Linked DNA regions of Homo sapiens: all the other regions are linked to region 2. Evidence: chromatin contacts called from ENCODE Hi-C or POLR2A ChIA-PET data. All regions are on one chromosome and are shown on one strand. The core of a region is the stretch at or near the end of the contact, and the rest is flanking DNA. Distances in the headings are between cores, read along the strand shown.

Region 1 (3,696 bases), core at 1-2,500, 250 kb after region 2:
GCTTCTGCTTCTCAGCCTCCAAACAGGGCCATAAGCCCTCTTAACTTTTTTGCTTTCCTCCTCAGTGATTGAGGCCAGTCAGTGGTGACAGCTGAGAGAATGAGTCAACACTTAGCCACTTACTTCCTAGGCTGAGGGTTGTAGGTGTCTGTTTTAGGGAGTGGGAGGACAGTGCTGCGTTTTCTTCCCTCTCACCTTCCAAAGGCGGGGTGCTCTGCGAAGCTCCAGAGTGACAGTCCCAGTGAGGAGACCCTGAATGGTGAGAAGGGCAAGTGTTGAGCTCTGGTCCCGTTAGGAAGGGGCCCTGGGACCTTCCACCCTCCCTTGTGGTGGGTCTTACTGAGGCTCCAGGCCCAAGAGGCAGCGCTGTGGCCATGTGACAATCAGAGTTCAGGCAGGCGACTGAGACAGCAAGGGGCACCACAACCACTGCCAGCCATAGCTGGCTCACCTGGGGGTAAGGGTAGGGTAATTGGGGAGGAACTGTCAGGGATTCCCTCCCTTCTCGTAACTCCTACCTCTTTAGAGATCAGGAAATGGGATTGAATGCAGGGTGGAGGAAAGCAGTCAACCCAGAGCAAGGACGTGATCATTAAAAATTAAGTATCATTTAATTTTTTCTGCCTCATATTGTAGTTTAGTTACTTACCTGTATGTTTTCCCCCACAAGATGGAAGCTACTTGGGAGATTAAGGGTCTTGCCTTGTTTATTTCTATGTTTTCCTCTACCCTCCTCCCATTCAGAACCTAGCTCAGTTTCTGGCACATGGTAGGTGCTCACTTAACATGGATGGATGGATGGATGGAATTGAATTGGGTAGAAGTGGACATGCTGAGACCTGGGATGGGGTAGCCTGGCCTCACCGCTAGCACCAAGAGGTGCCCACTCTGCCTGTGCCTTGCCCAGTGTTGTAGCTTTTCCAGACGAAGGCTGTGTCTCTCCTGCTCTTGCTCACCAGCTCTATCTTCCATGGCTCCTTTGCCCACAAGAATTAGGTGCTTCCTAGGCTGGGAAAAATGCGTTATAGGTTCTGTCTATTAGGAGACAGGACATGCAACAACGTATCTTTCAGCTACACCTCTGCCCACTCCCAATATCCAGGGATTTGAGGTCCAGGTCCTCACACCTACCTAGTCTGAAGCAGCTACTCCAAAGGGATGGGACCCAGCTGGGTCCTAGGTCTCCTAAGGGGCTTGATAGCTCAGAGCAGACGACAAACTTGTCCTGGCAGAGGAAGGCTGTCAGGGATGGGGTGTGGTGGGGCAAAGGTTTCTATGAAGGCCTAAGGATCTAGGGAGTGGCCCTGGGTAGATACCGGCCTCAGTTCACTCCACAAGATGTCTAGCCCGACCTCACTCTGTTCCCATTTCTCATTACCCTCATTTCTGCCCATCCTGGGTTCCTTTTCTGGTTTCACTTACCTCATCCCCATGGACACTATCACTCTGGACCTCAATTCCCCCTCATTTCCATATGATCTTACTCCTTTCTTTGGCTTCCTCCTCAAATTATGTGCCCTTCCCTAGAGATCCTACTTTCTGTCTGGATTGGTCCCCTGTCATTACTACTTGCAGCTTTGCCCCCAGACCAGGTAAGGTTGAATTCCAGGGGCTTTCTTGCCTCTCACTTTCTGGACAGTCTCCCTTCCTTCTTTCTTGAAGGTTTTACTCTGAACTGAACACTGACTCAATGGATGGGGGGGACCCTGTTTATGGTGGGGATTGTTTTTGATTCAATGATAACCTGCAACTGGACATTATCTATCTATCTATCTATCTATCTCATGGTCCTCAAATAGTGAGTCTTGGGAAGGATGCTATTGCAACAATTAATATTTTTGAGAGAGAAGGTGCCTCATAGCCAGACAGACCTGAGCTGGAATCTTAGCTCTGCTGCTTCTCCATCTGTGTGATCTTGGATACATTATTATTATTATTATTATTATATTATTGAGACAGGGGCTCACTGTCACCCAGGCTGGAGTGCAGTGGCATGATCATGGCTCACTGTAGCCAACACCTTCTGGGCACAAATAATCATCCTGCCTCAGTCTCCCAAGTAGCTGGGATCACAGGCACATGCCACCATGCCTGGCTAATTTTTAAATTTTTTGTAGAGACAGGGTCGTCTCACAATGTTGCCTAAGCTGGTCTCAAACTCCTGGGCTCAAGCCATCCTCCCTGCTTGGCCTCCCAAACTGCTGGGATTACAGGTGTGGGCCACTGTGTCTGTCCTGATAGATATGTTTTTCTACCTATTCGCACCTCAGTTTATTCACTGATAAAAGGGGGCTAACAATATGACTGTGAAGAGTTGTTGATTCAGGGTGGGTGTTTAATAACTATTAGTGGTGCTGATGAGGTCACACCGATAAGTCTGATGCCCATACACTAAAAGTGTTATTCAGAAGGAAGCTGGGGACACATTTCTACAGTCGGAAGCAGAACCAGCTGGGCCCAAATATACTCTATAGATCAAAACAAATCCCAGATCTACCTAGGTGCCCTTGGCAAGTTGCTTAATCTCTCTGTTCCCTTATCTATAAAAGGAAGTTAATAATACCAGTCTCAAGGGGTTGCTTTCAGCATGGAAGAGAGCTTAGCCCAGTACCTGGTACACAAGTGCTCAATGTTAGTGGCTATGATCATCATCACTATTATTATTTCTTGTTGTTGACGATAAGAGGAGACTGCGCCAGAAGACTCTAGAAGTTAGTACGAGGAGGGAGGCAGGGTCCTGGGAGGCAAGTGATCTTTTGTAAGCCACTCCTGCCCCATCAGTGCTGTGCCAACATCGGCGGGTCATTGTATCTACTCTTTTCTTTCCCGGGGAGTGGGAGTCACGTTTTAAAGAGATCCAGAAAACTGCTGTGTGTCTACTCCTCCTCAATTCCCACGTGCATTGATTTTATTTGGTGGCGATGTGAGATGTTGGGCTTGCACTGAGGATCCCCGAGCCTGCAGGCCACTGGGGAAACAGACTTCCTGAAGCCTCATTTTTCTTACTTGTAAATGGGGGCTAATTTAATTATAGAGGGTTATTGGAAAGATTATATACTATTAGATAGGTGAACAGGCATTCAGTAAATATTGACTAAATCTGAGTATACTACTTACCAGTTTGTAGTCTAGACTACAATCGCCTGGAAGGAAGGTACCACTTCTTTCTCATCCCTCACAGCGCTGAGCCCAGTGCCTGGCACTTAGTAAGCACTCAGTAAATATTTGTTGTATTGAAGAGCCATTAAAGTGACTTGAGGAATGGAAAATAGAATTCGAGAGGAAGGCGCAGGAATTGTTTATCAAGAACGGAAAGGACCGAAGAGTAACTTTAATAATGTTTCTTATACGGCCGACATTAACTATCTCTATAATCGCCCCTCCTCCTCCCCCAAAAGAGAGACAGAAATTGTAAGGGAGAGGCTTTGAGATAAAACCCCAGGAAGAACTTCCCGAGTCTGTGCATGTTGGGGCAGAAAGAGCGGCAGAGCCAACTCCTTCCCTGGTATGTCCGGGTTTAGGGAGGGAGGGGCAGTGCTGCTTGGAGGCTGGGGGAAGGACGAGATGACCTTTCAAAATCTCTTCCAGTCTCCTGTTGGAATCCTCTGTGCGCCCCACCCCCGCTCCCTCCCTTCCTCCCTCCCTCCGACAGCGCCCCCCGTCTCCAAACCGCCCGCACCCCGCCCCTGGCGGCCG
Region 2 (3,318 bases), core at 728-3,227:
GCAACAGAGCAAGACTCTGTCTCAAAAAAAGAAGAAAGAATATATGGAAAATACAGAAGATTGATTTGACTTTGTCATGTCATTTCTCTTAGTTCCTGCGACCTGAAATACACAGAAGGAGTACAGTCCCTCAACTGGACTAAAATCATGAAGACCATTGTTGATGACCCTGAGGGCTTCTTCGAACAAGGTGGCTGGTCTTTCCTGGAGCCTGAGGGTGAGGTGCGTGAGTGTGGGGTTTCTTTTCTGGTACACAGTGTTGCCCGCTATCATTTGGTCAGTTAGAATGGAATATGAGTAGTACATAAGGGACTAGGCCATCTGGGAGAAGCTCTAAACACCACTTGATATTATTGTTTCTTCAAATTGATAAATTGATTGGGCAGTGGTAACTAACTCCTGACAAGATTTCTTGGAAATTACAAAAACTTTTCCTCAATGAGTTTCTTAGCATTTAGGGAAAAATCCTTCAGGGCATTTTGCAAAAATTATTTTTTAAAAAATGATCCACTTAACGTTTGTGTGATACGTAAATACAGAAAGTCTTTCTGTTGTTAATTTCCCTGGGTGAGGAAGGCTAACGTGAATTTTTCAGAAATGTAATAATACATAATAATAGTAAAATAATAATTGCACCTGACCACTAATTTTAAACAAGTCATTTTATCTCTTGATCCCTCAGATTATTTTGCTCTTGTTTTCTTCATGTAAATACTGGTATACTATGTGGGCTGAATTAATTCATTAAGTTAATAAGGTAAATGTCAAAAAAAAATCAGTATTATGCTCTAACTCACCAGGGGAGTGATGCTGAAGAAGGGGATTCAGAGTCTGAAATTGAAGATGAGACTTTTAATCCTTCAGAAGATGACTATGAAGAGGAAGAGGAGGACAGTGATGAAGATTATTCATCAGAAGCAGAAGAGTCAGGTTAGTCTTACAGAGCAAAGTTCGTCCTGGCTTCCTAATCTAATGTCATTTCTGAAAACTACTTTTTTTAGACTAAGAACTCTGTCGTTCCATTCTGTTCCCGCATGATGACTAACGCTTAATTAATTTTCTTCCAGACTATTCTAAGGAGTCATTGGGTAGTGAAGAAGAGAGTGGAAAGGATTGGGATGAACTGGAGGAAGAAGCCCGAAAAGGTTTTTAAAAATGTGTTGTTTTTTATTCATTTGTCTACGCACAAATTTCTAACACATTTCAATATTTTGAGGTGTTAGTATTGATGGCGTAATGAAAGTAACAAAAGAACACTATAAAAGTGCTTTGGAGCCACAGATACAACTTCATTGACTGAAGGAGAAAATGAGGTGTGGAATGTGTCCATACTCTCCAGTGGGCAGTGCTCTGCCAAACTGGATGCTGTTTTCATCTGCGCAAGCCCCCATCTTTCCTATAGCCATGATAGCCACATATTCATGTAATACTCAAGAATTAGCCTACTCAGTTTCCAAACCTAAATCCTATAATACTTTAATTTTCTAGGCTTCTTCCAGGTTAGGCATGTCTTTATAATGCTAATCTAGTTACTCTGAAGCCAAACCCCAAACAAACGTTTTAAAGCTTAAAAGGAAATAAATATTAACTGCTGTGTTCCAAGCATTGGGAATAGGTAGTTTTCATAGGTTACCTTATTTAACCCTTAAATAATTCTCCCTTTTGTAAATAAACCAAGGTTCAGAAAGTACTTGCCCAATATTAAAACTTGGGTCTGATTCCAAAGTGTATTCTCTGTACTATCTCATGCTATCCAGTAATATTAGGTACCTAAAGCTTACCTATTGCTAACTAATAATGCCTCTTCTATTTAGCGGACCGAGAAAGTCGTTACGAGGAAGAAGAAGAACAAAGTCGAAGTATGAGCCGGAAGAGGAAGGCATCTGTGCACAGTTCGGGCCGTGGCTCTAACCGTGGTTCCAGACACAGCTCTGCACCCCCCAAGAAAAAGAGGAAGTAACTTCTGAACTTTGGCCCTGAGCTCCATTCTTCCTCCAGCCAACCCCTGAAAATTTTACATGACATAGAAACTGTATTTTTCCTTTCGTTTTCATTTGAAGTTTTGCCATTTGTGTTTATGGGTTTAGGGGGCCATTTGTGTGGACCAATCTACTCGGGGAATTCCAGGCCCACCAGGACACGTGCCAATGGCCCCATTCAGATGGCAAGGGAGGAGGTGTTCTTGAAGACAGGAGGAGGCTCCCGCTGTTAATAAATATTGTTTCATTCTTCTCTCTTCCTGTCACCTTCTGCCAAGACATTGATGGCTTCTGACATCTTATTTGGTGTCTCAAAGCTGTATTTCCAAGACAGTGGTACAAGGTGACCCTTAATTACCCGTATCATGGTTCTTGACCAGCACATTCAATCCTCCAACCTACCCTACTGCCATGACCTTCCGCACATCTCTAAGTTTTATCTTTGCAATACTCAAGGTTCTCGGAAATTTGCTAATGGTTGTGATAAACCATACAGCTTGAGCCAGTGAGGCAGATTGGGCTGGTGCCTTCGTCTGAGTTTTCCTGCTTTCCTGCCTCGTGCAGATTCTGAGGTATATCTGCTGCCTTGGAAGACATAAGAAGCAGTGATACTCCCTGGCTCGGTTATTTTCTCCATACAATGCACACATGGTACAATGATAGAAGGCAAAATTGCCACTGTCTTCTTTTTTTTCTCATATATCTAAGGAAGATATATCAGGTTGTGCCTCATGTACCGCTTCTAGTGAAATGTAGAGGAAGGCTCAAAGGAGTCAACATTTATATCTGGAAGGGACAAGTCATGCCTTGGGCCTAGAATACCCTGATGAGAAAAGAGAAGAGGAAGGGAGGCCATATCTACAACACAGCCTCTCGGCACTGCTGCTCCTTATTTTAACTTTGTCTTGCATTGTCCTGTATTTATCACAGTTTCTGTTGAACAGCTTTTCAAGTATTTGGGGAGTTTATCTTGCCATCCTCCCCTTCTGGTTCTCTGCACCCACCTGTCCCACTGCAGTTCCTTCCGTGCTCTGTGACTTTAAGAGAAGAAGGGGGGAGGGGTCCCGGATTTTATGTTTGTTTGTTTTTTCTCCTTAGCAGTAGGACTTGATATTTTCAATTTTGGAAGAACTAAAAGATGAATAAACTGGGTTTTTTTTGTTGTTTGTTTTTGTAAATTCACCTGTGACCGTTCATTTTCAGTTCTTGAAAGCAAGCCTGCTTCCTGCCTGGTAAAGTGCTAAGGTACTGGAGAAAAATGCCTTTAGCTAGCTAGTTTTACAAATGAAACTTTCATCATTCTAAACTTTCATCATTAGATTGAGAGACACTAGACATC
Region 3 (3,801 bases), core at 1,242-3,741, 210 kb before region 2:
GCCCAGGCTGGAGTGCAGTGGCACAATCTCGGCTCACTGCAAGCTCCGCCTCCCGGGTTCACACCATTCTCCTGCCTCAGCCTCCCGAGTAGCTGGGACTACAAGCACCCACCACCACACCCGGCTAATTTTTTTGTATTTTTAGTAGAGACAGGGTTTCACTGTGTTAGCCAGGATGGTCTCGATCTCCTGACCTCATGATCCGCCTGCCTCAGCCTCCCAAAGTGCTGGGATTACAGACATGAGCCACCGTGCCCGGCCAATTCCACTCATTTTTGTTTGTTTGTTTGTTTTTGTTTTCTTTAGACAGGGTCTTCCTTCTCACCCAGGCTGGAATGTTGTGGGCTGCAGCCTCCACCTCCCAGGCTCAAGCAGTCCTCCCACCTCAGCCTCCTGAGTAGCCGAGACTACAGGAGAGAGCCATCACACCCAGCTAATTTTTGTATTTTTAGTATACCCTCTTTCTTTTAAAAAAATTTTAAGTGATTTATTTTTCCTCAATATAAAAATATTCATGCCGGGAAAAACATATCAGTTGTTGAGCTTCTTCTCTTTTTTATAATTTTGTTTTTGTTTTTTGAGACAGTCTCACTTTGTCACCCAGGCTGGAGGGCAGTGGCTTGATCTCCTCTCACTGCAACCTCTGCCTCCTGGGTTCAAGCTATTCTCCTGACTCAGCCACCAGAATAGCTGGGATTACAGGCGCCTGCCACCATGCCCGGCTAATTTTTGTATTTTTTCATAGGATGGGGTTTTGCCACATTGGCCAGGCTGGTCTCGAACTCCTGAGCTCAAGCAATACCCCCGCCTCGGCCTCCGAAAGTGCTGGGATTACAGGCATGAGCCACCACCTTGCAACCTGTCTTTAAAAAAAGAAAGGCCGGGCACAGTGGCCCACACCTGTAATCCCAACACCTTGGGAGGCCGAGGCGGGTGGATCACATGACGTCAGGAGTTCAAGACCAGCCTGACCAACATGGTGAAACCCCATCTCTACTAAAAATACAAAAATTAGCCAGGTGCCATGGTGCGCACCTGTAATCTCAGCTACTCTGGAGGCTGAGACAGGAGAATCTCTTGAACCCAGGAGGCAGCGGTTGCAATGAGCCGAGATCATGCCACTGCACTCCAGCCTCAGTGACAGAGTGAGACTCTGTCTCAAAGAAAAAAAAAGTAAAATTAGCCGGGTATGGTGGCGTGCACTTGTAGTCCCAGCTACTCAGCAGGCTGAGGTGGGAGGATTGCTCAAGCCAGGTAATTAGAGGCTGCAGTAACCCATCCATGATAACACGGCTGCACTCTAGCCTGGGTGACAGAGTGAGACTATCTGAACAGAAGACGAAAAAAAAAAGAAAAAGAAAAGAGACAAGACAAGACAAGACAAGATAGTGGAGCAAAGCTTCTGCTTTTCCTTTGTAAGCCAGCAAATGCTACCCTATGGAAGGGAAAGGACGGGAAGAGAAAAGTACTGTCCAACTCCACTGAATCTGTAGCAACAGCATGACGTTCAGATAAAAAATATCTAATATGGCTGGGCACAGTGACTCACACCTGTAATCCCAGCACTTTGGGAGGCCGAGGCGGGTGGATCATCTGAGGTCAGGAGTTCGAGACCAGCCTGCTCAACATGGTGAAACCCCATCTCTACTAAAAATCCAAAAGTTAGCTGGGCATGGTGGCGTGTGCGTGTATTAGTCCCAGTTACTCGGGAGGCTTAGGCAAGAGAATCGCTTGAACCCGGGAGGTGGGGGTTGCAGTGAGCTGAGATTGCATCACTGCACTCCAGCCTGGGCGACAGAGTGAGATTCCGTCTCAAACAGACAAACAAAAAAAAAATCTGGTATGGAGTTGGGAGAGATAAGACTAAACCTCATGTTCCCATATTTGAATTGGATGCAAAAAAAAAAAAAAAAAAATTCGGCCGGGCGTGGTGGCTCGCGCCTGTAATCCCAGCACTTTGGGAGGCTGAGGCACCTGAGGTCAGTAATTCAAGACCAGCCTGGCCAACATGGTGAAACCCTGTCTCTACAAAAATTAGCCGGGCATAATGCAGGTGCCTGTAATCCCCAACTACGCGGGAGGCTGAGACATGAGAATCGCTTGAACCCAGGAAGCGGAGGTTGTAGTGAGCCGAGATTGCGCCACTGCGTTCCAGCCTGGGCGACAGGGTGAGACTCCGTCGCAAAAATAAATACATAAATAAATAAAATTTTTAAAAAATAAAAATAAAAATTCACCAACATAAAGATGATATTTAAATCTGTATATGTGAGAAGGAACAAGTACTAACTGCATCACAATTAAACAGTTTCCTAGGAGTGGCTTCTGAATGTTACTTCTTTGTATCTTATTTTTGTATCTGAATGTTACTTCTTTGTATACTTACTGGCCTGTATCGCAGGCTTTCACTTGTTAATTGAGTTCTCTCTTCTTAAGTATTTTGGCATTTCTACCACCAGGTGGCGATGTCCCACTGTCTTTCATTTACTCATTGTCGAACGAGAGATTCTTAAAGAATTTGGGGGTGGGGGGAGGGGTCAGGTTATGTCCTTCTACTAGTTATACAAATAAGCGCTTGCTTTCATGCTGAAAAGCGAAAAGAATTTGGAGGGGGAGGGTAAGAGGTCAGGCAGTGGCTGCCTCTTCCTCCCTATTTGTTTTCTTAGTCGTTTGGTTTCCATGGGAATCCATGTTTGAGCAGCAACTCTGAATCCATTTACTGCCCCTCCAGGCTTGGGGCTGAGCCCAGAGACAAGCTGTGAAGAACAGCAGATGGGTAGAAAGGCGGGGAAGATTTATTTGGTAAATTTGGATAGCAAAAGAGGCCAACAGGTGCCGGGGGAGCAGTGGTGAGGTGGAGTGCACGAAGGAATGTGAAAGGCAGACAATGTTTTTTAGTTCAAATAAAATTGGGGAACATTAAAATAGTTTCCAAAACTCTTCAGTCAGGGATACTCTGTTCTCTCCCCATAGATCATCTTAGGACACACTCTGGGCCTTGTATATTACCAGGTCCTCTCTATCTCTTATCCAAAAAAAAATCAACAGGCTAGGCACCATGGCTCACACCTGTAATCCCGACATTTTGGGAGGATGAGGCAGGAGGATCACTTGAGCCTAGGAGTTTGAGACCAACCTGGGCAATAGAGGGAGATCCCATCTCCACAAAAAAAAAAAAATTGTTTTAATTAGCTGGGCATGGTGGCTCACACCTATAGTCCCAGCTACTCTGAAGGCTGCAGTGGGAGGATCGCCTTAGCCCAGGAGTTCAAGGCCACAGTGAGCCGTTATCTTTTTGCCAGCCTGGGCAACAGAGCAAGACCCTGTCTCAACAAAACAAAACAAAACAAAACAAAAACGTCAGCAGACAAGTGTCAGAACCTGTCCAAGGTTAAAGCCCTTTGGAGTAAGAGAACTCCAAGGAAAAAACCTCCACTGCATTCCCCAGGCAAAGCATAATTCCGCATACAGCAAGCTCTCAGTAAAATATTGGTTGAATGAATGAATGAATGAATGAATGAATGAGCAATAAGAATCAGATGGCCTTGACTAGCCTTACTTAGTTCCAGCTTGAGATAACAAACTCAGCACAAAGAAAAATCATCTATTCTGTCATCAAAATCATGAGGATGTGAATGTTTTCATTCACAGATTAAGTCATTCAAAGAATGATGAGGGTGTTTTGTTGTTGTTGTTCTGCTTAAATCAGATGTTTTTCATACTTGCATTACTAATACCCCAGTTTCTAAGAGTATTTGCATTTCAGTTTGTTTGTGACAATATTCGGGTATCCATTCACAG

Evidence for each region. Hi-C counts contacts between places; a loop is a spot of excess contacts on that map. ChIA-PET counts read pairs that join two places held with the same protein, here RNA polymerase II (POLR2A). Pooled maps may share reads with other maps.
Region 1: a pooled map shows a loop between it and region 2 (2.7-fold over the local background). The contact joins the promoter of TMEM253 here to the enhancer-like site in region 2. A Hi-C loop is called at or near these places in 1 of 50 pooled maps. POLR2A ChIA-PET finds 5 or more read pairs at or near these places in 2 of 52 experiments (GM12878 and H1).
Region 3: a map of CD4-positive, alpha-beta memory T cell shows a loop between it and region 2 (3-fold over the local background). The contact joins two enhancer-like sites. A Hi-C loop is called at or near these places in 2 of 168 maps with a recorded cell type or tissue (CD4-positive, alpha-beta memory T cell and endothelial cell of umbilical vein) and 5 of 50 pooled maps. POLR2A ChIA-PET finds 5 or more read pairs at or near these places in 1 of 52 experiments (activated CD4-positive, alpha-beta T cell).

The regions. Positions count from the first base shown.
Region 1 is chr14:21,098,620-21,102,315 of GRCh38, reverse strand. It overlaps TMEM253 (transmembrane protein 253), which reads right to left and starts at 1,250. Exons shown (of 7, transcript NM_001395467.1): 1 at 1,132-1,250; 2 at 865-1,008; 3 at 341-451; 4 at 196-252. The coding sequence starts at 972. ZNF219 (zinc finger protein 219) reads left to right here and starts at 3,661. Exons shown (of 5, transcript NM_016423.3): 1 at 3,661-3,696. RefSeq lists an enhancer at 3,479-3,696.
Region 2 is chr14:21,351,315-21,354,632 of GRCh38, reverse strand. SUPT16H (SPT16 homolog, facilitates chromatin remodeling subunit) reads left to right here. Exons shown (of 26, transcript NM_007192.4): 23 at 93-222; 24 at 801-930; 25 at 1,068-1,145; 26 at 1,815-3,157. The coding sequence ends at 1,960. Among named protein-coding and RNA genes, the nearest start is that of SUPT16H, 31 kb to the left of the region's middle. RefSeq lists an enhancer at 1,450-2,649. Within about 2 kb of position 1,977, at least 3 of the 41 ENCODE cell types and tissues checked have a DNase peak (open chromatin) inside an H3K27ac peak, as active enhancers do.
Region 3 is chr14:21,556,446-21,560,246 of GRCh38, reverse strand. No RefSeq gene overlaps it. Among named protein-coding and RNA genes, the nearest start is that of OR10G3, 22 kb to the left of the region's middle. RefSeq lists a silencer at 1,403-1,589 and enhancers at 1,608-2,151, 2,152-2,695. Within about 2 kb of position 2,491, at least 21 of the 41 ENCODE cell types and tissues checked have a DNase peak (open chromatin) inside an H3K27ac peak, as active enhancers do.